Regions from separate parts of the Mus musculus genome. Here all the other regions are linked to region 1. A link is a loop called in an ENCODE intact Hi-C map of the cell type or tissue named here. Cell type or tissue: heart. All regions are shown on one strand.

Region 1 (8,000 bases):
ATGAGGACAAGAGGGTTGCTGACAAATGCCGGCTTAGCTCTCCTGGTGCTAAACACAGCATACATTCAGAATGTAAGGAGAGAGGGGACTGTGAGGATAGAGCCTTAGGTCTAAATGCTAGCTGGTTGTGTCGGTAGTTAGGCATCCTTCTCATCTTTGGCTTCTCCACATTCACATGTATTGTATTTATATGTATACACATAGGTGTATGCCTATATATATATATATATATATATATATATTTTGGCTGTAATAATAAACATCTCTGTCTTTGGTGTCTTCTTCCTTCTACACTCTGGAAAGTTAGTGCTGATTTTTCTTTCTTACCTTGAAGACTTGAAGCTGAAGCTGGGTGTGGTGGCACACGCCTGTGAGCTCAGCACGTGTTGAAGCTGAAGCAAGAGGATCAGGAATTAGAAGCCAACTTTTGCTATCTAAGGTGAAAGGAATCATCAGGGAACACCTAGCCTGTAGCCCAGTGGTAGGGTGCTTGCTTAGCATGCTTGCATCCTAAAAATCCAGAAAACAACACCTGCCTGGCCTCCTACAGCCTTTTGGTCTGGGACTGTGCTGGGCTCCTCACTCCAGTAACTGTCCTCTTCCTGGGCCTGGGAGATGGGTAGGCAGGTAAAGGCTCTGGTTTTGCAGGCCTGACAACCTGAGTTCAATCCCAGAGCTCACTCCACAGTTGTCCTCTGATCACACACACACACACACACACACACACACACACAATGGCATAAATGTTGTCTGCACACAAAAGATTTTCCTCATTTCAGGATCCCCGCACCCCGGGTAGATTTAAAAGAAATCTCATTTGGATGCTCATGCTATAACCGTAGGGGTCGCTCATCGTGCTGTCAGGAATGGCCTTTTGGGTAGTACCAAAATTTGAAGTAAGGCTCCCAGTGAATCCTAGCCAGAGGCCATGCAGCCTGCGCCTCCCCTCCCTCCACATTCCTTCCCACTCACTGGCTCGCACAGCAATTCAACATGGTTATCTCTGTTCTCCCCGTGAAGACATGGTTGGCTGAGTGAATTAATAGTGTAAACAAAATTACAGGAGCTTGTGTTGAACTTGCTCCTGAAAACCAACATTTTAAGGGTATTTAGCACATGTGTGAGTAGTGTGTAAATAATGCTGCCAGCCTCAGGAGTTCCTGCTGTTCTGGGGAGCAGTCACCCTCTGCCTGCCTGGGCCCCTCCTGCTCAGTTCTGTCCTGTGTTGGGACAGGGAGGAAAAGCAGGTTGATAAGCATCTCTGCTGCCACTCCCAGCCAGCATCCCAGAGCGCATGCTGCCCCAGCGAGATGGATAAGAGACAAAATGGACCACCTCCAGCACACATTCTGATTTTTACATAACAGGACGGCTTCCTTTTTTGAAGTGAACAGACATCATTTCTCTCTCTCAGGCACAGGGTTCCCGCCTCTCCAATTAGTCTTAATGAGTTTGCTCCCCTGTGTACCACAGCTCCCTCGAAGCCATCACAGATGCACATCTGTATCCCATGGCAGCTTGGCACAGCGCTTTCCCTTCAGGAGGCCTTGCTGAGTGATGGCTAGATTCCGATGGAATAACTTCTCCATTTCCTGGGGTCTTCACATACATTACCCCTTCTGGTCATCGCTACCACCCTTTGGGTGCAGAGGCAGTCGGCTTGGGGCAAGGCAACCAGAAACCAGGGTTAGGAGGGCATATTCTGTACAATAAGTTTCTTGCATGAGGCAGAGTTTGCCCAGGCTGGGGGCAGCCTGACAGTGGGAGAGGTCACTCTTGACAAGGATGTTCAGCAGCTAGCCATTCACTTGGCAAACATTTGTGGCTCCGTGGTACAAAGTGTGCTCTCGGGGGACCCATAAAATTGTACAAAGACTCTGGGCTGATGGGGACTAAGCATACGCATCTCCTGCCCTCAATCACAGGAGGTCAGGCTGAGAGCTTGCCGTGTGGTGTCCTGCATGCCATAGGCAGTTGGGACTGCAGGAGGGTGGCAAGCTGATATCCAGCTTCCGTCTGACTTGCATGAGCGGTGAGACTCTGAGATTGGATTGTTCTTTCATAGAGTCATCCACAAGACATGGTAATCAATGCCTCCCTGTCCACCATAGACCCACCTCTCCCTGCACCATCCCGGCCCTGCTCCTGTGAGTTTAGAAATTCTGTCACTCCACACATCCCCTATAGCCACCCACTTGCTCACACCGGGGCTCAAATCTGGACCTGCCGTGGGAGTATACATTTCTACCCAGTTCATTAAATCAGGCTTCTGACCAAGAGATGAAGATCTCTGTGGTAGAAGAAGGGCTGGCATCTATCCCTGTGCTGAAATAAACAGCAAAATCTACCTTCTGAGTTTCTCCTGCATGTAGCCTTCCGCTTCCCAGATTTCCAACCTGGGGACTCTCCTTGGCAGTTAATTCATGAGTTCTGTCCTGGAGTCCCACTCACCTGTTTCCAGAGTCTTCCTGCAATGCTCTCATGGCTCTGGCCTCTGCTTGAGGGTTCCTGGTACCAGATAGAATCATGTGGTCTGGACTTTCATACTTTTTTTGTATTTGTGTGCTTGCTTGCTTGTTTCCTTGAGACAGGATCTGTCTATGGAGTGCTGTCTGTCTTGGAACTCATTATGTAGACCAAGCTGGCCTGGAACTCAAAGTGATCCTCTGGCCAAAGGCATGTCCTGCCATGCTGGCTTGCCATAGTTCTGTGAAGAGGAATACAGGACAGCTGGGGATAAATGTTGAGGGAGGAAGAGACCAGATTTACCCCGAGGAGTCTGAGAACTGTGTTTTCTGATTATTTGTTTTTATTTCATGTGTGTTGGTGTTTTGACTGTATGTATGTCTATGTGAGTATGTCAGATCCCCTGGAACAGGAATTACAGATAGTTGTGAGCTGACACGAGGGTGCTGGGAATTGAACTTGGGTCCTCTGGTAGAGCAGTAGTTTTCAATTAAGCCTCAAGGCTCTCCTCTGCTAGGCACAGCCCCATCCATTGGTTCATCCTATCTACTTGGAGGGCTGCTAGGCTGGAAATGGTGGTTATCAGCCCTTTTCTCCCATCAGGGCCACATCTGGTCCCTGCCCATCACCCTCCCTGAGGTACCCAAGGCAGGGGGAGGCAATGTGGGGAGAAGGCGCAAAGCAGACTGGGAAAGCAATTAAAAAGTAGATCTCAGGGTAAGAGACCAGGAGGTAAAGGACAAGCTGGAGTGGGTCTGGCTGGGGCTGTGAAAGGCGAGAGAGAAAGGGCCTGAGCTTATTAACCCTGCCACAGCTGCCTGGCCCCAGGACCCGTGGAAGTAAATGAGCTGATGACACCACCAAGGGAAAGAGGCGGCGCCCCAAGGAGGAAGAAGAAAGGATTCTGGAGTCCAGTCTAGGATTATTCTGCAGCTACGGAAGCTGATTTCTAGTCAGCAGAACCTGTCTGGGGCACAGGCTATAGGTGGGAGAGTGAATGGTCCCTGCTCTGAGGCAGGAGGTCCTCTCCAAGTGAAGACAGAGACAGCCCTTATACTTGCATGGGTGAGAAGCTGGAGAGATGGCTCAGTGGTTAAGAGCACCGACTGCTCTTCTGAAGGTCCTGAGTTCAAATCCCAGCAACTACATTGTGGCTCACAACCATCCGTAATGAGATCTGATGCCCTTTTCTGGTGCATCTGAAGGTAGCTACAGTGTACATAGATATAATAATAGATAATTTTTTTTTAAAAAAAAAGAAGAAGCTAGTCCTATTGTGGCATCTTGATCTGGGTGGAATAGACCCTGATCTGAAGGGGATGACAAGATACTAGCATCAGGAAATCCCCACCTGTAGGGGAAGACTCAGCTCATCTTCCCGGGAGGACTCAGGCAGAACTGCACAGGGCACCCAAGCATGAAAGTTATTAACACACCAAAAGTTTCTGGAATCCTATGAAGTTGAGAACCTCAAGTCTAGGGAAGGCAAGCGAGAACAGTTACCCACTGGGAGACTAGGAGGGCAAGAAAGTGGGTTAGAGGGGAGCAACATCTACTTCAGACTCCACACAGTTTGAAGAAAACGTGGAGCTGGGCTGTGGTTGTAGACAGTCCTTTCTAACAGGCACGGCCGTTACCTTAGGTTTGAGCCCCAGCATCGAGTAAAGCAGGCATGGTGGTGCACACAAGGAATCCCAGCACCCAAGAGGTGGAGGCAGGAGGATCACAAGTTCACAGTCATCCTTAACTACATGCATAGCAAGTCTAAGGCCAGCCTGGGGTATATAAGTCTGTCTCACAAACCAACAGTAACAACAAAGAAATAACAAGAACCCACCTAAGTCCCCTGTAGGACCTGAAGCCACCAACAGAGGTCTAGGAGGAAATGGCATTGACTCCCACTCTCTTTACCCAGTGTTGTAGCCACACGCCCATGTGGTCTTCCTTGGAAGGGTCTCACATACTCCCAAGGAGGCAGTAGGACTTGGCAGCCTTCACTCAAGTTCCTGCCCCTCCTGGCCAACCCATCATAGAAACACTGAAATATGGTAAATAGGAGGAGGCGTTATTGGCATGGACGCAGTGGCTTGTCATCGGTGCCTGCTGTGAGTCTCTCTCACTAACAATCCTCACTATGTTCTTGGAGTCCTCATTTCACAGATAGGGAAATGGAGAATCAGAGATAGTGTCATCTAAAACGTCACAGCCTCCAAAGAACCAAAGTGTTGCTTTCTCCTCAAGAGGGCACTGCCACAGCTGAGGGAAAACAAAAAACAAAACAGAATGACCAGCCGAGGGATACCTTGGAAAAACCACTAGGAAGGAAACCCTGTTTCTTCCACCAGCTCAGCACTGCCATCTAGTGGCCCTAGACCTCAATTCCCCTCCTTCAGCCTCAGCCAGTCTTGATTCCCACCACCACGCTGCACTGAAACTGGGCAGGGCGAGTGTACAAGCAGGTACAACAGGTGACAGTCCAATTACATGGCCACTTGTGGGACTGGCGTCTGTGGGAACCATCAGGAACTGTGCCTATGAGCTGAGACCGGAAGTGGGATTGTCCCAGGAGGCGTTGACCCTTTGCCTGGTAGGTGAACGATCATCTTTCAGACTCTAGTACACGAAGAGGGACACAAGGAGGCCATCTTATCCCCACTCTGGCTTGAAGCTGAGCTCAGCTTGGCTGTGGGCTCGGTAGTGAGGTATCCAAGCATCTGTCTCCTTGGTTGACAGCACCCTGCCATGGAGTCTAAAAGTCTGCTGGAGTTTGGCCTGAGGCTTTGGTGTTGGAGAGTTCTGCTTGGGAAAGTTGAAAAATGGGAAGCCAGAGGATGAGGCATGAGCCTGGCTAGGAGGATGGGAACGCCAGCCGTGACGGGGAGGGCAGAAGGCCTGCCTGTTTTCCTACCAAGTCCCTGTCTGGGGCAGATACACATGGGTATGGCGAGCCGTGGGCTAGGGACTTGGTTAGAGGCTTACAATTGTTGGCTGTGCAACAGTAAGCTTAGTTAAATGAAAGCAGAGAGTGGAAAGCAATACAGCTGTTAAAACGATGATAGAGGTAAATGTTTATTGATTTAGAAAGATGTTCACAACATATTGTTGAAAGAAAAGCAAATTACAAAATAATTGGTGCAGTCTGGGCTTGTTTTGAAAAAAATGTATTTATTTGTATAGAAAAATCTGGCCATGTTTATCTCCATGTGGCAAAAGTATGGCTAATTAAATATTTATATTGCTTATATGTGTTTTCTGGTTTCTCTACAGTGAATGGGTAATAAAAATACTAATAATGAAAGTTTGTACATCAACTGCAACCAGAAATGTCTTTCTTTTGTCTCTATGCACAAAGACCCTTTGAAAGAGCATAGCAAAGATCTGAAAGACTAGTGGGGTTAAAACGAGACTTGGGCCTACATCAGGATCCCAGGGAGGGGCTTGTAGGACAGTCGCTGGAGAACTCCTTGGCTGGTAATGAAACAAACTTACATACACAGGAGGTGTGGTGGCTATTCCTGATTGTCAATTTGACTATGTCTGGAATGAACTACAATCCAGAATTGGAGAGCACACCTGTGATCCAGAGCTTAAGGCTGGAAGACACAGTTTCTGACCCGGATCTTGGCATGGAGATCTTGAGGCATAGTGGCCATGAAAAGCTTAGACCCAAGCAAGGTAGTACATGCCTTTAATCCCAGAAGACTCGGCAAGGAGATCTCTGAGTTCAAGGTCAGCCTGGGACGAAGCAAGTCCTAGATCCAGGTGTGCCAGCACATCTGTTGGAACCTACTTCTACAGAAGACCAGCTGAAACAACTAGCCTCGTGGGTGGGACTGAGCAACTACTAGATCCTTGGTCTTCCCATCCACAGCTGCTCATTGTTGGGTTAGTTGGACTACAGACTGTACATCATCACAATAAAGTCCCTTAATCTATAGAGGCGTTCCATAAATTCTGTGACTAGAGAACCCTGACTAACACAGGAGGGATTCTCCAGCGTTGCTGACAAACCTTTCCTACCCTCGTCATATCTTTTTCCTTCAGAACCACTCTGTTTATACCTGGAAAGATGGGCCACTCCTATTCTGTGAGATGTGTCCTGAGTTAAAGGCTAATCTCTAGTAAGGCTCTTCCTTTAAAGTCCCCTACTCTTTACCTTCCCAACTTATAGAAGTATGAAAAGTCACCAGAGGCAGAAGGTGGTCTCACAAATCTTTAATCCCCAAAGGGTAGTTGGCTTTCTGTGAATTCCATACCTGCTTGATCCACATATGAACTACAGGGGGACATGATGAGGTCCAGTCTAAAGGTCACTGGCAACCTCTCTCAAGATCTCCCTCACTATGCCATTATTCAGGATTGGGGAAGATGTGGCTGGAGCCTAAGGGGCTCTTCCCTTCCCTATGGTGGGACTCATTAGGAGAACCTCAGCAAGCAGCCCACTGTAAGCTCAAACAAATACCATGTCGCTGGTATGGAGTATAGGCTGTTGCTATGACAGGAACTCAGGGGTCTTAACTGGCTTGAGCGCTGGGAGGGGGCAAGCAGCCAGGCCTTGTCTGTAAGCTGAAGACCTGGCAGTGCTGAGCTGGTCAGCCCCCAGGACCTCCTTTTGTGCCCACGAGTGACTCACCTTGGCATAGACATAATGGTCAGGGGTGGGCACGCAGCCTGCTTCCCGCTGTGCTCCAGGCCTCCTTCGATGCTTTCCGAGAAGTCTATTGAGCTGGGAGCTTGTACTGCACCCGGGGCTGACATCCTGGCATCCTGGGATAAAAGCAGCCCACGGGGCTGCCCTTGCCATATGCCTCACTGGCGGCAGAGAACAAGGCTCTATTCAGCGAGTACCCTGGAGTAGACACCAGAAGCCCAAGCATGGGCAGAGGAAGGCAGGGGTTGGGGGGAGCAGAGCTGTCTGTGTTCCAGAAGCCCAAGGACACAGATGGCTAAGGCGCCTGGGAGAGGGACCTGAGTGGAAGAGATAGATGGGCCTGAAGTCTCAAGCAGCAACAGCCTCCTCCCCGCCATTGGTGAGGGTGGGGTTTGGTTTCCCGGACCTACATATCCCTCAGAGGCCTGGTGTGTAGGAATTTAAAGGGGGTAAATCTCCTGAGAGAATGAGGGGTACCCAGGAAGACGGGGTGTTACAGAAAGAAAGACTCCAGCATGCACAGCCAACTCATTCAAAACTACTCTGTCAGGGGCTGCCAGGGGCCAGGCTCGGGGTGGGGGGTGGGGGGCAACGAGAAGCTGGATCAGGGAGAAATGGCCCACTAGGCTGGATAAGAGGCCACAGAGGGGCTCAGGAATGAAGCCTGCTGTCTTACCCTATTAGGATCTGCGTGCATACCTTCTGCCGTGCACTCTAAACACACAGCCAGAGGCTCAAGTTGACCCTGGAGTCACAGAGAGGGCTCCAACCTTAGCCCTCCACTCCTGAACTCCAGGAATGAGAAGATAGAGTTGGAGAGATTCAGGGGAGAGGACTCTGTTGAGAATGGGGGTCACAGGAAACTGTAATATAGGTTGATCCC
Region 2 (8,000 bases), 250 kb before region 1:
GATCCTGTTTCTGCCTCCATTTCTGCTTCCTGCCCACTGTGAGGTAAACAGCGCCCGCCTACCCCCACCACTCACCACCACCACAACGTCCTGCTTCCCACAGACCCAGAGTCAACAGAGCTAAGAATGATGGACTGAGGTCTCTCTGAAACTGTGAGCCAAAATAAGTCATTTCTGCCCTTGAAGTTGTTTTTCTTGTGTATTTATCACAGTGCCAAAATAATAAACACAGGAGGAAGCAATGACAACTAGAAGGAAACTAACAATGTCTGGAGCTGGAGATGTAACAAGGGATTAGAGTGCTTGCCTAGCACGCAGAAAGCCCTGGGTTTGAGCCCCACCATTGCATATACTGGGCATGGTGGCACGTATACCATACTACGGTGGATCACATGTCTGTACTGCCAGCATGTGGAACAAGGAAGAAGGAAAATCAAAAATGTAAAGTCTTTCTTAGCTACATAGCAAGTTCAAGACCAACCTGAGATACAAGAGATTCTGTCTAATTAATTGATTAATTAATTAAATGTTGACTGGCATGGTAGTCCAGGCCTTTAGTCCTAGCACTCAAGAAGCAGAGGTAAGAGGGTCTCTAAGTTACAGGCCAGCCAAAGATAATAACCACTACCATAGTGAGGCTCTCGAAAGCGGGGGGAGGGGCCTGGAGAGATGATTCAGCCCTTAACTGCTCTTCCAGAACCGCACTGGGCTTCCAGCACCCATGCCAGGCAGTCCACAGCTCCCTTTAACTCCAAGGAATCTAACACCCTCTGGCCTCTGAGGGTTCCGGCACAAACATGGTATACATAGACTCATGAAAACACTACGAATAAATAATTTTTTAGAAAGAAAAGAAAAACAGAGAGCATTACTTTTGGATAGGCTGAGAAGCAGAATTCTCCTACTCAGCTAGTGAGGATGGGGGCTCTGGGGCAGTTTCTCTTAGAGTTGAAAATATGTCTGCAGAGACAGGATAACCCAAAATTCAACTGCTAGATATAAGGTAGCCATGAGAACCAGGAGAAGAGGAATATTCACAGCTGTACATCTTAACAAGCCCAGCCAGCAAGAACCGGCATATCCAGCCCCAGCCTTAAATTGTTTGTTTGGTTTTGAGACAGTGTCTCTCTGTAGCCTTACTGGTCTGGAACTCACTATGTAAACCAGGCAGGCTAAGAACTCAAGAAATGTACCTGCCTCTGCCTCCCAAGCATTAGGGTTAAAGATGTTCCCTACCTACCACTCCAGGACCACATTATTATTTTTTAACATACTTAATGTATTCATTGTATGTGTGTATGTGTGTGTGTATATGTATGTGTGTATGTGTGTGTGTGTATGTATGTGTGTATGTATGTGTGTATATGTGTGTGTGTTTGTATGTGTGTGTATGGGTGTGTGTGTGTGTGCGTGTGTGTGCATGGGTGTGTGTGTGTGTGCGTGTGTGTGCACGTGCATAGCAGCCCATGTGTGGAGGTCAGAGGACAACTTGTGGGATTTGGTTCTCTCCTTTGACCATGAGGGTCTAGGGTTCAAACTCGGGTCACAGGACTTGGCAGCCTTTACCCACTGGGCCATTTATCATGTTCAAGCAATTGTGCTTTAGCACAGTCATACAATAGAGTATGTAGTATATAGTATATAGTATATAGAATATAGAACTGAGTAGACCATCGCTATTCATAACAAGGAAAAAATGTTACAAACAACAGGGAAGGAAAGGAAGCCGTAAGAGATGGGAATACCTTGTTTACTTTCATAGAAAGTTCCAAAACAGCCAACTAATCTAAGGCAGGGATCTGAATGCAGGGTCTTTGGGACCCAGGAATGCAGGGCATGCTTGGAATGGTCTGGGTGCTGACGCTATTTCTTCCTTAGGTATGGTGACACAGTGTTTAGAGTCATCAAGTTCTACAGGTGACTTACGAGTTATTTATACTGAAGTTTATTTCTTTCTCTTGTGCCTGGAAAGCACGAGGCTCCGAACCCAATCCCCAATACTCACATTAAAAAAAAAGCCTGGTGTGCCAGGTGTTGGTGGTGAACTCCTTCAATCCCAGCACTTGGGAGGCAGAGGCAAGTGGATCTCTGAGTTTGAGGCCAGCCTGGTCTATAGAGTGAGCTCCAGGACAGCCAGGGTTACACAAAGAAACCCTGTCTGGAAAAACAACAACAACAGGCCGGGCGTGGTGGCGCATGCCTTTAATCCCAGCACTTGGGAGGCAGAGGCAGGCATATTTCTGAGTTTGAGGCCAGCCTGGTCTACAAAGTGAGTTCCAGGACAGCCAGGGATATACAGAGAAACCCTGTCTTGAAAAACAACAACAAAAACAAAACAAAACAAACAAACAACAGCAACAACAACAGAAACAAAACAAACAAACAAAAAACCCACACAGACAACATCAACAACAACAAAAGTCTTGTACAGTGGCCTGTCCCTATAATTTCAGAACTCAAGAGGTAGAGACAGGAAGATGCCTAAGACTTCTTGGCCATCTGAATAAGTGAGCTCCAGGTTTCATGAGAGACACTGTCTCTCAGCTGAAGAGATGGAGGGTACCTGGTACATAAGCATGAGGACATGAGTTCAAATCCACAGACACCACAGAAGAAGCTGGTGTGGTCACATGCACTGGGAACCCTAGGCTGGGGGGAGGCAGAGTCAGGAGGATCAGTGACTCTTGAGAGACTCTGTCTCTGAGGAATTCTGCAGAGAGATGGAGCAGGACACTCAATGCCCTCCTCTGGTTCCCATGTGTGCACACAACACTCACATACAAATGCACACAGACACACACAGGCACACACTCAAAATTAAAATAAAATACAACTTAAAAATAAATAAAGCTGGCCATAGTAGCATACACTTTTAATCCCAGCACTTGGGAGGCAGAGGCAGGCAGATTTCTGAGTTCGAGGCCAGCCTGGTCTACAAAGTGAGTTCCAGGACAGCCTGGGCTATACACAGAAACAACTCCCCCCTCAAATATACATATATACACACACATATTATCTGGATAGATGGATGGATAGATAGACAGAAAGACAGACAGACAGACAGACAATGTCAAAAAATGGCAGAACACAGATTGCTCTTCCAGAGGACCTGGGTTGAAACCCACGTGGCACCCATAAGGTGATTCCCGAATGTCTGCAACCCTTACAATTCCTGTTAAAGGGGATCTGATGCCCTCTTTGTCTTTCTCAGGCACCAGGCACACACATGATGTACAGACATATAAGTAGGCAAATTACCCATACATACACACACACACACATATATACATATAAAATTAAAATACTTTTAAAATCAAAATTTAAAAAGTAACAAGGTAGAGAGTAGCTGAGAAATATAGATAATATTACCCTCTGACCACCATGTACACCACACCCCCATACCAGCATACCCCCACACACAGAGGTTATAGGGTAATTAAAGCCCTAGCTTTAACCCCAGTGTGAAACAAGTTTGCTCACATAGCAGACAGAGCCAGGTCTGGTGGCATTTGTCTGTAATCCCAGCTCTAGGGCAATAGAGACAAGAGAATCACAAGTTCAAGACTATGCCAGCCACAATTAAGAGAGCAGACTAGAGCCAGGCGGTGGTGGCACACGCCTTTAATCCCAGCACTTGGGAGGCAGAGGCAGGAGGATTTCTGAGTTCGAGGCCAGCCTGGTCTACAGAGTGAGTTCCAGGACAGCCAGGGCTACACAGAGAAACCCTGTCTCGAAAAACCAAAAAAATAAAAAGAGGGAAAAAGAAAAAGAGGTGAATGGTCTTGAATGATACCTAAGATTGACCATTTAGTCTCTAATACATAATACACACACACACATACACAGGCACACACACACACACACACACATTTAAAAATGAAGTAAGCCAACTATTCGAAAATTTCAGTACCTTCTTTCCTGTTACAATAAAACCCACTCTGCATTTAGAATTTTGTGTGCACATGGCGTGTGTGTGTGTGTGTGTGTGTGTGTGTGTGTGTGTGTGTTTGTGGGAGCCTGAGATTGACATCAGTGTCTCTTCACTTACATTGCCTCTTCTATATTGAGGCAGGGTCCCTCCCTGAACTTGGAGCTGACTGTTCCAGCCAGCCTTGCTAGCCAGCTCCCTGTTCCCTCTGCCTTCTATATGCTAGGATTACAGGTAGACCTCCATACCCTCTAAGCTTTTTATGTGGATTCTGGAAATCCTGAGCTGCGACCTTCATACATATATGGGAAATGCTTGACCCACTGAGCCATCTCCCAAGACACACACACATATGGCCCTTTTTGTTCTAACAAACCTTGAGTTTGAGATCCTTCTGCTTCAGCCTTCAAGTAGCTGGGATTACACGCCTATAGCACCACATCTGGCTAAATTCCTTTAATTACAAAATAGACTAATCACACAAATATCAAGTATTCAGAAAAGCAAAATGAACATAGTGGTAGGAACCATTTAGAACAAGAAATAAGGGCTGGAGAGATGGTTCAGCGGGTAAGAGAACTGACTGCTCTTCCAGAGGTCCTGAGTTCAATTCCCAACAACCACATGGTGGCTCACAACCATCTGTAATGGGATCCAATGCCCTATTCTGGTGTGTCTGAATTCATATAAATAAAAACTAAATAAAATTAGAAGAAGGAGGAGGAGGAGGAGGAGGAAATTAAGTTAATAAAGCTAGAGCTTGTGTCTATTGTGCCAGCACCAACACAGTGGGGTCGTGTTCAGGGAAAGCCTGGGCCCACACAATGGGATCCTGTCTCAAAACACCATAACACGCACCTTTAATACTAACACTGGAGAGGCAGAGGGCATTCCTGTGAATTCGAGAGGCCAGCCTGGTCTATACTGGGAGTTCCAAGCCAGCTTGGGCTATACAGTGAGACACTGTTTAAAACAACCAAAACAACAATAACAAACTCAGAAATCTGCCTGCCTCTGCCTCCCAAGTGCTGGTATTAAAGGCATGCGCCACCATGCCTGGCTATAAATAGACTTATTTTAATTATTAGACCGACAAATGGGCAAAGGAGGAACTGTTTCACTGATCTCAGCCTAGCTGGTAGGGAAGCTGCTGGTGATCAGAGGACGAGATGCAGAAACTCTGCTTGGGTGCTCTGGAAGTTCATTGTGACAATGTCCGTCCGAGTTCAGTACAGTTACACTTCTTCCTTCCTCGGGTTACCCAATGCAGAACCCACCTTCATGCCTGCCAGCGAGGGTGACATCTTCTCCTCGGACGGTTGTGCTGTGGTAGGCTTTCCATGGCTTCCTCCGGCTGAGGCCATGTTCACAGCCCTCCACCTACTCACCCCGATTGAGGTTCGGCCAAGTCATCAGGCGCCGCAGAAGGAAGACCTGTTTCTCTTCTTCATAACCACCTTCAAAGCCTATGAAACATTTGGCATGCCTAGCCTGCGGCTCCCTCTCCGCCTGCGGCTCCCTCTCCGCCTGCGGCTCAGGCAGCGCTGGTGTGCTTTCCTCTAAGCCCCCATCAGAGCTGGGTATGCTCAGTGGGTTTTGAGTGATGCTTCTCTCAGAGGCTGCATTGCTCCCGTGGGGCCCGGTAGCAGACAAAATGTGCTTATAAGTAGTGGTGTGTCTACCTACGAAGACGGCGTGCTGAAGCTGGCTCGCTGGGTCTCTTGCAGCATATAAACCTGCGATACATCCCTTTTCATCAGCTTGTGCCTCAGAGAACCTCTGTTTCTGTCCCATGAAGAGACCAAAGAATCCTGTTACAACCTGGCTTGGTGACGTGTACCCATAAACACAGCACTCAGGAGGCTGAAGAGGGGCCGGGCGTGGTGGTGCACGCCTTTAATCCCAGCACTTGGGAGACAGAGGCAGGCGGATTTCTGAGTTTGAGGCCAGCCTGGTCTACAGAGTGAGTTCCAGGACAGCCAGGGCTACACTGAGAAACCCTGTCTCAAAAAAACCAAAAAAAAAAAAAATAAATAAAATAAAATAAAATAAAAAGCCATTTTTCTTTTTCTCTTTTAAAAAATTATTTAACGCCTATGTCATCAGTTTGGCTCATTCCCTGACTAGCTCGTAACTAATTTAGCCCATTCAAACTCCCTTGAAACCCCACTCCCACTGATGATAGGTTACAAGAGCCCTGCATTCTGAGCCCCACGGGTCTGACTAACCCTCACTGGGTCCCACCTCCCAACACTGCCACACTGTGGACTGAGTGTCCAGGCCATAGCTGGGCCTAGCTGCTGTCTCAGAAGGATGGATGAGGAGGATCAAGGGTTCCAGACCAGGGCTCCAGAGATGGCTCAGTGGGTACAAGTGTATACCACTCCTATACAGGGCCTGAAGGCCTAGCACCACTCAAAGCCCTGGGGTACAATCTGAGCACCCAACCAGAGGCAGACGGGACCTTCTGCTGAAGCCACAAACAGGCAGGCCTGACTTGCTGTCGAAAAGCAGAGGGACAAGAAAGGTGTGTTGTCACTATACTGAGTTGTCCAGTGAGGGATACTGACCCACTGCTTGGCCTGCTGGGATCTCTCTTACTAACCATTTGGCCTTGGGTACTCATGTTTCAACTTCTTCCTCTTCTTTTAGTTGTGTGGCCAAGGCCGGCCTTGAACTCACCACATAGCCAATTACTAAAGGCGAGCTTGATTTCTTTACCCTCCTGTGTCTGCCTCTAAAGTGCTGAGATTACAGGCAGAGCCACTATGGTGGCTTCAACCTTTTCCCTTACAGATCATCCATAGAGATCAAATGGTAAGAAGGGCACACAACCTGTACTGACTGCCTTCTAGCAAGGGCTGAATATTGTCACTTGTTGCTTGTATACCAAGTTATTCTTCATGGGTCTCTATGCAAGCTCATCCAGTTCTCTGAAACCCAGTCTCCCCATCTGTGAAGTGGGGACCCACCCCCTTAAGCAGGCCCAAAGATGCACAGGTGAAAGAAAACATGGAGAACTCTCTGGAATGCTTCATAAATGAAGGGTGGTAGTAAAAGGTGGTTACAAGTGTGGCTGGAGAGATGCCTTAGTGGTTAAGAGCACTGGCTGCTCTTTCAGAGAACCTGGGTTTGATTCCCAGCACCTAGAGGGTGGCTCATCACCATCTATAACTCTGGTTCCAGGAGATCTGATTCCCTCTTTTGGCCTCCACAAGCACCATAAATGACATACACACAGGTAAAATACCCACACACACAAAATAAGAATGTAAATGATAAAAAAAAAAGGCTACAAGTTTAAAAAGACTTTTAAAGTCGCTAGAAACATAACTTTGTAAAGCACTCGCTGTAAATGCATGAGGCCTTGAGTCCAGGTCCCCAGCACTCATTCTAAAAGCCTAACAGTAGCTAGAACCTGTAATCCTAGGACTGCCTGGCACAGAGACATGAAGATCTCTGAAACTCTCAGGCCAGCCAACTTAGAGTGGTCCAAGGTCACAGTGTAAGACCCTATCTCAAAAAAAAAAAAAAAAAAAAAAAAAAAAAAGGTGTTCTAGTTTGTTGTTGGGTTTTTTTTTCGAGTTTATTTTTATTTTTTGTTGTTAGTTTTTTTGTTTGTTTGCTGTGATAGACCATGACCAAAAGCAACTTGGGGAGGAAGAAGTTTATTCAGTCACTGAGGGACGTTATGAGGCTGGCACTTAAGCAGGCACAGAGGCAGAGGTAGGAACCCTGGAGGAATGCTGCTTACCAGCTTGCTCCTCGTGGCTTATTCAGCTTGGCTCCTCCTCCTCCTCCTCCTTCCCCTCCTCTTCTTCCTCCTTCTCATTTTTTGAAGATGGGGGTCTCTCTAAGTAGTTCTGAATGTCCTGGAACTTGCTCTGTAGACCAGGCTGGCCTTGAACTTAGAGGAACTTAGAGATCCCCCTGTCATTGCCTCCCGAGTTCTAAGATTAAAGATGTGCAACCAACTAAGGTGGGCAAGGTCCTCCCATATCAACCATCAATCAATCAAAAAAAAAAGTTCTACATACACACCTACATACATACATACATACATACATACATA
Region 3 (8,000 bases), 92 kb before region 1:
AGGCTACCGATACGTGATTCTGGACATCCCCCTCCTGTTTGAGACCAAGAAGCTGCTCAAGTATATGAAGCACACAGTGGTAGTGTACTGGTGAGTGTGAAGCGGAGCCTGGCGCATGGGGGCCGGGAAGGACCTTAGAGTAAGGTGTACCTGGAAAACATCCCTGTACACCTTTCTCAGGGGGTGGCCAAAGCACTAAGTGGGTTGGGGTAGTGTTGCCCAAGCAAGCCTACAGACACCAGCCTTTGTATCTGGTCCTGACGCACCTGGGGTGGGTGTGAGTAAGAGCGGCCCAGGCTTCTGTGGTGTTTGGGAAGGGTTCTCCCTGCTGGCTGTTGGAGACATTTCAGTTGGGCTGCCTGGGTTTGCTTCTGGCCACCCTGTTACTCACTGGCTCCCTTCTTCCTCCTAGAGCAGGTCACATATTTTCTTCTTCTTTTTTTTTTTTAATTTTTAATTTTTTGGTTTTTCAAGACAGGGTTTCTCTGTGTAGCCCTGGCTGTCCTGGAACTCACTTTGTAGACCAGGCTGGCCTCGAACTCAGAAATCCGCCTGCCTCTGCCTCCCGAGTGCTGGGATTAAAGGCGTGCGCCACCACTGCCCGGGGTGTCACATATTTTCAAACAACTTCTTTAGCGTGAAGTACTCATGGCAGGGGCACTGGTGACTTAGAGAGGTAACATGGAAGTGGAGGCAGTTGGAAACTTTGTTGAAGATCATCCATTGGTAGCACCCAGAACAGAGCTGTGGAGGCAGCTGTCAGAAGCCACCCGAGGAAGGAGCTTCATTCTCAGATTCCCCCAGGACAGGAAGAAAATCAGAATTCAGGTTTGGCAAACAGGAGAATCAAGCTGCCAGAGAAATGAGTCACACAGTCCCTTCGGGTGAGAGTGGATGAGGCTGCAGGGCGTGTCTGCTTTCCAGAGACTTCCCAGATGTCATCCACAAGTGTGGCAGACACATAGGTGGGCCTTGGGTCTGCAGGCATTTTCAGCACAAGGTGGTTCTCAAGGGGTTGGTGTGTGGGAGGCTCCTCGTACACGGAAAGGCTCGCTCGTGCCTGAGGGCTGCCTTACCCTCACCTCAGGTGTCTCAGCTCAGCCTGAATCCCCCGAGCCTGGTACTGGGATGCAGACATCCTATCAGGTCCTCCCCAGGGCTGGGCTTCCCTGTGTAAACTTCAGTCTCCCTGGCTCGTCTTGTTTTTAGTGGCTATGACTATAGAACCCAGAGCTTTGCATATGTTAGCAAGTGCTCTGAAAGCTAAGCTATATCCCTGCCCTGTCTGGGTTCTTTATTCTGTTGTAGAGGATACCAGCTGAGCCCAGGAGGGCCCTGTGAAGTCCTCGGATTTTCTGTGCCTTAATAACAAAGTTAGGGGACTGGAGGGATCGCTTAGCATTTAAGAGCACTTGCTGTTCAGAGGACCCAGCCTCCACATGGTAACTCACTACATCCTTAACTCCAGCCCCGGGGAATCTGACTCCTTTTGGCTTCCAAGCACACACCTGATGCCCTTACATACATGTAGGCAAAAACGCTCAGAAAACAAAGCTCTTAAAAAACTGTATGTAGGGACGGAAGAGGAATGTTAGACTGCTTGCTAGTCACCAGGAGGAGCTATACCTTGTGAGGCCGCCTGGAGTTCTTCCTACAGAGACTGGACCTGTGTGATCTGTGATGCTTCTGAGAAGACAGGGGAGGAGTAAAGGAAAACACAGCCATAACAGAATCAAGTGTCACCGTCACAGCCCGAAGCCCGGGCCTCTCTGTTCTGCACCACACTTTTGGGAGGGTGGGTGTACTTCCAAGCAGCTGACAGCCGTCTCCATTCTCCTTCAGGCTCCCCAGCCATAGACGTGTGGCATTTAAAGCTTGCGTCCTCTGTAGTGAGGTTGGCTTTCATAGAGAAGGCTCCTCTCATGTCTGGCTCTCTTCTGTTTTCTCTGGTTGCAAATAAAGGCCTGGAATGGTAAAAATTGTCCCAAGGAAAACTCAGGCTGATTGGCAGGCAGAAAGGCCTAGATCGTGGAGAACAAGGGCTACAGCCCTCTCTCCTGCTCTTGTCAGAGGTCTACTGGTTGATAGGACGAGGGGCCCTGCTGTATAGGACTTGTCACCGTTCTGTGTGGCTACAAGAGAGGGAGTCTCCTAAGGGAAGGTGCTGCCTTGGCCTCTGTTCCAAATTGGGCCAGACCTAGCTGCCCACTGCTGAATCTTGCCCTGGAGAGGGAGGCTGGGATCCATGGTCACGTTTGCTCTGCCCTCAGTGACCGTGATACACAGCTGGCGCGGCTGATGAAGCGGAACAACCTGAACCGGGAGGATGCAGAGGCGAGGATCAACGCCCAGCTGCCCCTGAAGGACAAGGCCCGCATGGCCAATCACGTTCTGGACAACTCGGGCGAGTGGAGCCTCACCAGACGCCAGGCCATCCTCCTGCACGCCAAGCTGGAACGCTCCATGGAGTATCTGCCGCTGCGGCTTGGGTTCCTGACGGGCCTCGCAGGCATCGCCAGTCTCCTCTACCTGCTCACCCGTTACCTCCTCCCTTCCCCCTAGCTGGGTACACCCAGGCAGCAAGCCTTAGGCTTCCTTCTCCTTGGAGGCCTGAGTTAGGTACCATGTCCACAACACTACAACTCTCTTGACTCTGAGACTGGCCCCTGCGGTGGGGCGGCTTTGGAGTGTAACCAGTCTGGGACTCAGCAAAAGAAGCCCACTACCCCCCGCGCCCCACACACACACACCGACACCCCACCCCACCCGAGCCCTACCATTCCTAACTACCACTGCAGAACAACATCCATGGTGGCAGGAAACCAGCGGTTAGCAGGCTCTGCGGCTCTCCCTATGGTTACGACTGTGTAGCCAAAAGTGTCTTGGGCTTGAACCTTTCCAGAGCATCTGCCGCATCATGGCCACAAGCTGTCTAGTGGACCACAGCAAATCCTTCCAGACTGAAGGCCTCCTTCAAATAGAGCTCTCCTGTGTGCAGTGTGGTTCTCCTCCTGGGCGTGCCGTGGCTGGGTCGAGCAGAGCCCTTTGGAGCAGTCCAGCTTCTGATGGAGCTTTCCTCACAGCTAGCCACCACCCCGTGCTCTCGGCATTCCCCAGGCCCCAAGCTCTCCTACCTCTGTGCCTTCCCCACATGCTCCCTGCCCTGCAGTATCTTACCCCTGGCTGCCCCAGGTCAGGCTCCAGCAGCCCCAGACTGAGTTAGGTGCTATAGAGATCACCTTCCTGTCTCATCCAAATCCACGAGAGAATAACGCGTAACCTGGTTGGGTTCTCCCAGACTGTACGCCTCTAGATGGCAGGGCCGATTCATCTCCACTCTAGTGTACCACAGCCTGCCCCACAGGTGCTCAATAAATGGAATTGCTCTAAAATGTCCACTGAATTCCACTTGGCCTTTGTTCACACTGAGGGGGCCTAAGCATAGGACTCTAGTCAGACCTGTGCACCTCTGGGAAGTCGGTGGAGCCGTGGGGAGATCACATACACTCGCCACAGGTCTGCTTTTTTTCTTCCCCAACCCAATTAGACCGGTGCAGACATCAGCCTTCCCGGCCGGCGTCTACAGACCTGCTGATGTGTAGATCTTGTTCGCAGCAGCCTATTAAGGCCAAAAATGAGTGTGACTAATGTGAAGGCAGCAGTGGCCATTCTTAATGCCCCTTTCACAGAGCTGCCTAAGCCTCGGAGAGCAGCTCATTAGCTCCCCGCACATTTCCAAGCAACAAAAAAGGGCTGGGACGGTCAGTGAAGAGCTGTCACTCACAGAGTGTCACAGTGGCCTGCTCCCTCGGGTGGGTGGGGTCGAGCAGAAACCTGGCAGAGCAGAGTTGTGAACCCCAGCGGTGCCCTGTAACTGAGAGACCCATCCTGGAATCCTGTGGAGTGCGGGACACTGCGTGTACAGCAGACCACCAAGGGATTTGGTTAGGAGAGTGCAGACTCGGAACTGCAGACTTTGAGTCCCCTCTCAGGAGGAGCCAGAGACCCAGGTCTGGGGTCCAGCTCTGTCTCCTTACCTTTGGTTTCTGCATGATAAGTTGAGGACAGTAAAAACCTTTGCAAAACCTTGGAATTCAAGCAGGAACTTCCTCAGCCCCTCTCTAAACTGCATCTAAGATGATGCAGAGCGTGAGAGCAGACTGGTCTGGAAGGTGTGCAGAAGCTAGTGTAGCTGTGTGCTGGCCCTGGCCACACCTCAGCTGCCCTCCTGACCACTGGCTAAGGTGGCTTTGGGGAATGGCTGGCTCACTGGACCTGTGCCTCTCCAGAGCAGGTGTCCTCCCCTGTGGCCAGCAGGTGGCAGCACTCACTCAAGCCTGGATCTGGGCCCAAGCCGGAGCCCTTAACTTTACCCCCCACCCCCACCCCCAGGACAGTAGACTGCCTCAGAGCCTCTCTGATCCTGAGCAACAATTAAAAAGTCTCGCCGGGCCCACGCCTTTAATCCCAGCATTTGGGAGGCAGGGGCAGGTGGATTTCTGAGTTCGAGGCCAGCCTGGTCTACAAAGTGAGTTCCAGGACAGCCAAGGTTATACAGAGAAGCCCTGTCTTGAAAAAACAAAAAAACAAAACAAAACAAAACAAAACAAAACAAAAAGTCTCAGATGGGAGTCTCGGAGCAGAAGTGCGTGCTGGGAATCCCAGCCTTAGAGAAGCTAAAGCAAGATTACGAGGTTAGACACCATTGAGTTGCCCAGCCAGATCTTGCCTCTGTCTGTCTCTTCCTCCTGTCCCTGGGCCACAGTTCCTAGCTTGGGCTTCAACCACCCTAAGAGGAGCAGGAGGATGCTGTGTGCACACACTCACCTGCTTCTTGGCAAGCGTTGAAGGATGCAGGCAGCCCCTAAAGCTGCTTCCCTCTCCTGGTCCAACTTGCCCAAGGTTAATCATGGGTTTGCACTTGACCAAAGCACAGCCTGTATCATCTTCAAATCTTCCCAGTTCTGCAAACGGTGTGGGTGATGTAGGGGCAGAATTTACACGGGTTTCAGAGGTGGGTGGAGGCAGGTGCAACCCAGTGCTGTGAGCACCATTCTGGATTCCCAACGATGATGTACTGACACCTTTATCTGCCCTAACTGACAACTCTTCAGATGACTTCTCTATCCTATGGGACAAGGGGCAGGGCAAGAGAAAGCTTGGGAGTAACTGGACAGGAGGATAGTGTCTTTCCCCAGGGGCCCTTGTTTCACAAAGGCACTCGATCTCCAGGACTGGGCGGCAGAAATGACTGCAGGCGAGGGGGGGTTGCATGGATGGCCAGGAGAGGCCCTTGAAGATGGCCAGAGAGGCCGAGTGAAGGTAATGAGATGTGGTGTCCTGCTCCCCTCAGGGAAGGGAGGATGCGGCTGTTGTCTGAAGCTGCACCCAGCTGGGACCCAGAGCCGCCTCTCCTTGCTCTCCACCCCCTCCCTTCCCCATCACTCAGATTCCAATACAATTTCCAGCTAACCAGCATGTCGATAGAACAAGTCGGGCGGCTGGATTGCCGGCCAATTACAGGGAATCATTTAGCTCCACCACAGCTCAGCCCTCCGGGAAGGGGGGCTGGGGGACGGAGCGAGAGCAGGCTTCCGATGGACGTGCGGGCAGGGAAGGGGCTTCCGGCTGAAGGCAGGGAGCCTGCAGCCGATCCCCACTCTCTCACACACACATACCCCTGAGCAGGAAGCACAGGAAGGGGGTGGGTGGGAAGTCTCTTGAGGACACCAGCTGCGGGTCCTCAGCCGCAGGTCCTTCCTCAGCCTCACGCAGAGCTCTGTCTGGATCCAGCTTTTTTTGCGGGGAGATTGGTGCCCCAAGCCATAGAGAAACACAGAGGCTAAAGGCCCACGGGGATGATTCCTGAGGCGAAGTATTGTGCTTCAGGGCTTTTGCCTGGAGATGAGGAAGATGGAGAGCCACAGATAAGACCCATCTGCTCCAGAGAGAACTGGAGAATAGGACGGGGTGGCACTCGGGACCCTACAAAACTCTGAGGGCCTACAAACCTGCAATTCCACAGACAGCCCCAGCATAGGAGAATAGGGGAGGCTTCGAATATTAGAATACCCTGACTTGGCTAATGGATTAAAAAAAAAATGTAGCCAGCCTTTCAGTCTAAAAGGTGGACCATGGAAGTGTGGGAGGCGGGGGTCCTCCTCACCTCCCCAACCCTCCTGCCAGGGGTCCCACCTCAGGCTCCTGGGAAAGGACACCAAGTGGCCTCCACTCTGTCTGCCAAGATCTGAGCTCACTTGGATGCCCCTCTGCCAACCCCATTCCCTCCCTCCCTCCCTCCCTCCCTCCATCCCTCCCTCCCCTAGTTCCCCCCAGAAATGTCTTCAGCCACCCTTCAGTAGCCCATACCACAGAGCCTCTGCCTCCATCTCCCAGTCCCCGATGAAGAGCTCCCCTTTTCTGTCATGGGGCATTCCCCACAAAGTACTGAGCAGTACTTGAGGGGCAGAAACTAGTCTATGGGCCCCAGTCCTCAGTGAACGGCCATTGTGGCTGTTTATCTGGAACCCCAGAAGTACTGTGACAAGTGATCCATCCCTTTCTCCAAGTTATAGCTACCCCACCCCCACCCCCACCCCCACCCCCACCCCCACCCCCACCCCCAGATGCTTCGCCTTCCAATTCCAAAACCTCTCTTCTGCTCTCCTTCGGTGCGGGCCTGGCGTGGATTTCACTGGTGTGGCCCTGGCTGTCCTGGAACTCACTCTGTACACTAGGCTGGCCTCAAACTCAGAGGGAGCTGCCTACCTCTGCATCCCGAGTGCTGGGATTAAAGGCTTCACCTGCAGCTCTTTGGCCCACTCAGTGGTAGACAGATGGGCAGCCGTGGGCAGGGAATAGGAACCTGGGATTCTGGAAGAAGATGCAGAGAGAACACAATTGAGGTCATCTTCAAAGTTACTCTGCTGAGATGCATCCGGAGAGCAGGGTCAGCGCCCAGGGAGCCCTTCTTCCAAGGCCTCAGTTGTAGTGTGCAAGCTCAGACATCGGGGCGGAGGTGTCTGGGCTGGTTCTGTTTGTGACCATGGTTTGGTGCTTCTGGGCTCTCTGAGGTGCCCCCTCTGGCGCAGCCTCTCCCGGGCCGTGCGCCCAGTGCTCGGCGATCCGAAAGAGGGCGCCGATCCTGCCCTCATAAGGAGGTGCCTACCGCCCGCCGCTAGGCGCTCGGCAGCCCGCAGGCTCGGTGCCATCGATCCGGCCGTGGGGACCCGGGCGCGCTGCCTCCCCACGCTTGCTTATCGCTTTTAATTGAAGTTTGTTTGAGCAGAGCGAGGAGCAGGCAGAAGCAGAAACCAAATATTTAGTTGCTGCAAATTGGCACCTCCAGATCAATTACCCGGCCCGTGTCAGGGCCTGCGCCGCCCCCCGCGCCCTGCGGAATCTCAATGCCGCGCTGCCCCCGCGTGGGCCGCCCGCGCCGCCGGTCTCCATTCCACCGCACGTTTCTCATCAGCTCCAGCCATACATCACCCGTGGCCGCTAGGGAACAGATTTTCAATGTGAAAAGTTCCCCGAGAGAGTCCTTATTGCTGATTCCCACTGCGCCCTGCGCTGTCTGGACCCTGGTGCCACCCCTGAGCTTGTACAATGGGGATATCCTGGGAGGTTGGAATTTCAAAGGACTTTGGGTCACAGCGTCTAGCCTCAATCCTAGCAAGTCCACTTCCGGAATGAATGATCTAGGGGGGCGTATTTTCTCTGAGCCTGGGTTTCTCCATCTGTGATTAGGGGGCTTAACCTTCAGCAGGCACGATCAACATCACTAAAGTGCTGTGTCGTGCTTGGGGACTGTGGGTTCCTGTACTCCTCTGCTGGGCTGTATGTAGCTCAGTGGGTAGAGTGCTTCCCTAGTATACATTAAGTCCTAGGTTCGATCCCCAGCAATGCATAAAACTAGTGGTTCCGGCCTGTTATCGCTACATCCGGCACGCAGGAGAATCAGAAGTTCAAGGTCACCCTCAGTGATAGTAAATTTGAGG

The links. Peaks named below come from ENCODE experiments on the same cell type or tissue, not always from the same donor. Only the 100,000 strongest peaks of a DNase experiment are listed, where the experiment ranks them.
Region 2: it touches region 1 in a loop (8-fold over the local background); 5 of 42 quality-filtered maps call a loop at or near these places.
Region 3: a loop joins it to region 1, with 5 times the contacts of the local background. A loop is called at or near these places in 35 of 42 quality-filtered maps.

The regions. Positions count from the first base shown.
Region 1 is chr11:102,897,820-102,905,819 of GRCm38, reverse strand. Kif18b (kinesin family member 18B) reads left to right here. Exons shown (of 16, transcript NM_197959.2): 16 at 1-302. It overlaps Gm34560 (a long non-coding RNA gene), which reads right to left. Exons shown (of 3, transcript XR_880232.3): 1 at 7,100-8,000; 2 at 2,452-2,707; 3 at 1,344-1,659. It overlaps Gm39395 (a long non-coding RNA gene), which reads left to right and starts at 3,719. Exons shown (of 2, transcript XR_880234.3): 1 at 3,719-5,053; 2 at 5,734-5,783. In heart, a CTCF peak has its summit at 4,824 (motif pointing left); a DNase peak (open chromatin) is centred at 4,829; H3K27ac peaks cover 400 bases; H3K27me3 peaks cover 1,342 bases.
Region 2 is chr11:103,148,550-103,156,549 of GRCm38, reverse strand. No RefSeq gene overlaps it. Among named protein-coding and RNA genes, the nearest start is that of Gm51919, 18 kb to the left of the region's middle. In heart, no CTCF peak of the experiment used is centred here; no DNase peak of the experiment used is centred here.
Region 3 is chr11:102,989,443-102,997,442 of GRCm38, reverse strand. It overlaps Dcakd (dephospho-CoA kinase domain containing), which reads left to right. Exons shown (of 5, transcript NM_026551.3): 4 at 3-90; 5 at 2,271-3,387. The coding sequence ends at 2,562. It overlaps Gm34620 (a long non-coding RNA gene), which reads right to left and starts at 7,496. Exons shown (of 4, transcript XR_389059.4): 1 at 6,769-7,496; 2 at 5,679-5,898; 3 at 4,828-4,964; 4 at 1-1,964. In heart, CTCF peaks have their summits at 325 (motif pointing left), 4,295 (motif pointing right) and 7,154; DNase peaks (open chromatin) are centred at 252, 882, 4,312 and 6,962; H3K4me3 peaks cover 2,044 bases; H3K27ac peaks cover 1,850 bases; H3K27me3 peaks cover 2,955 bases.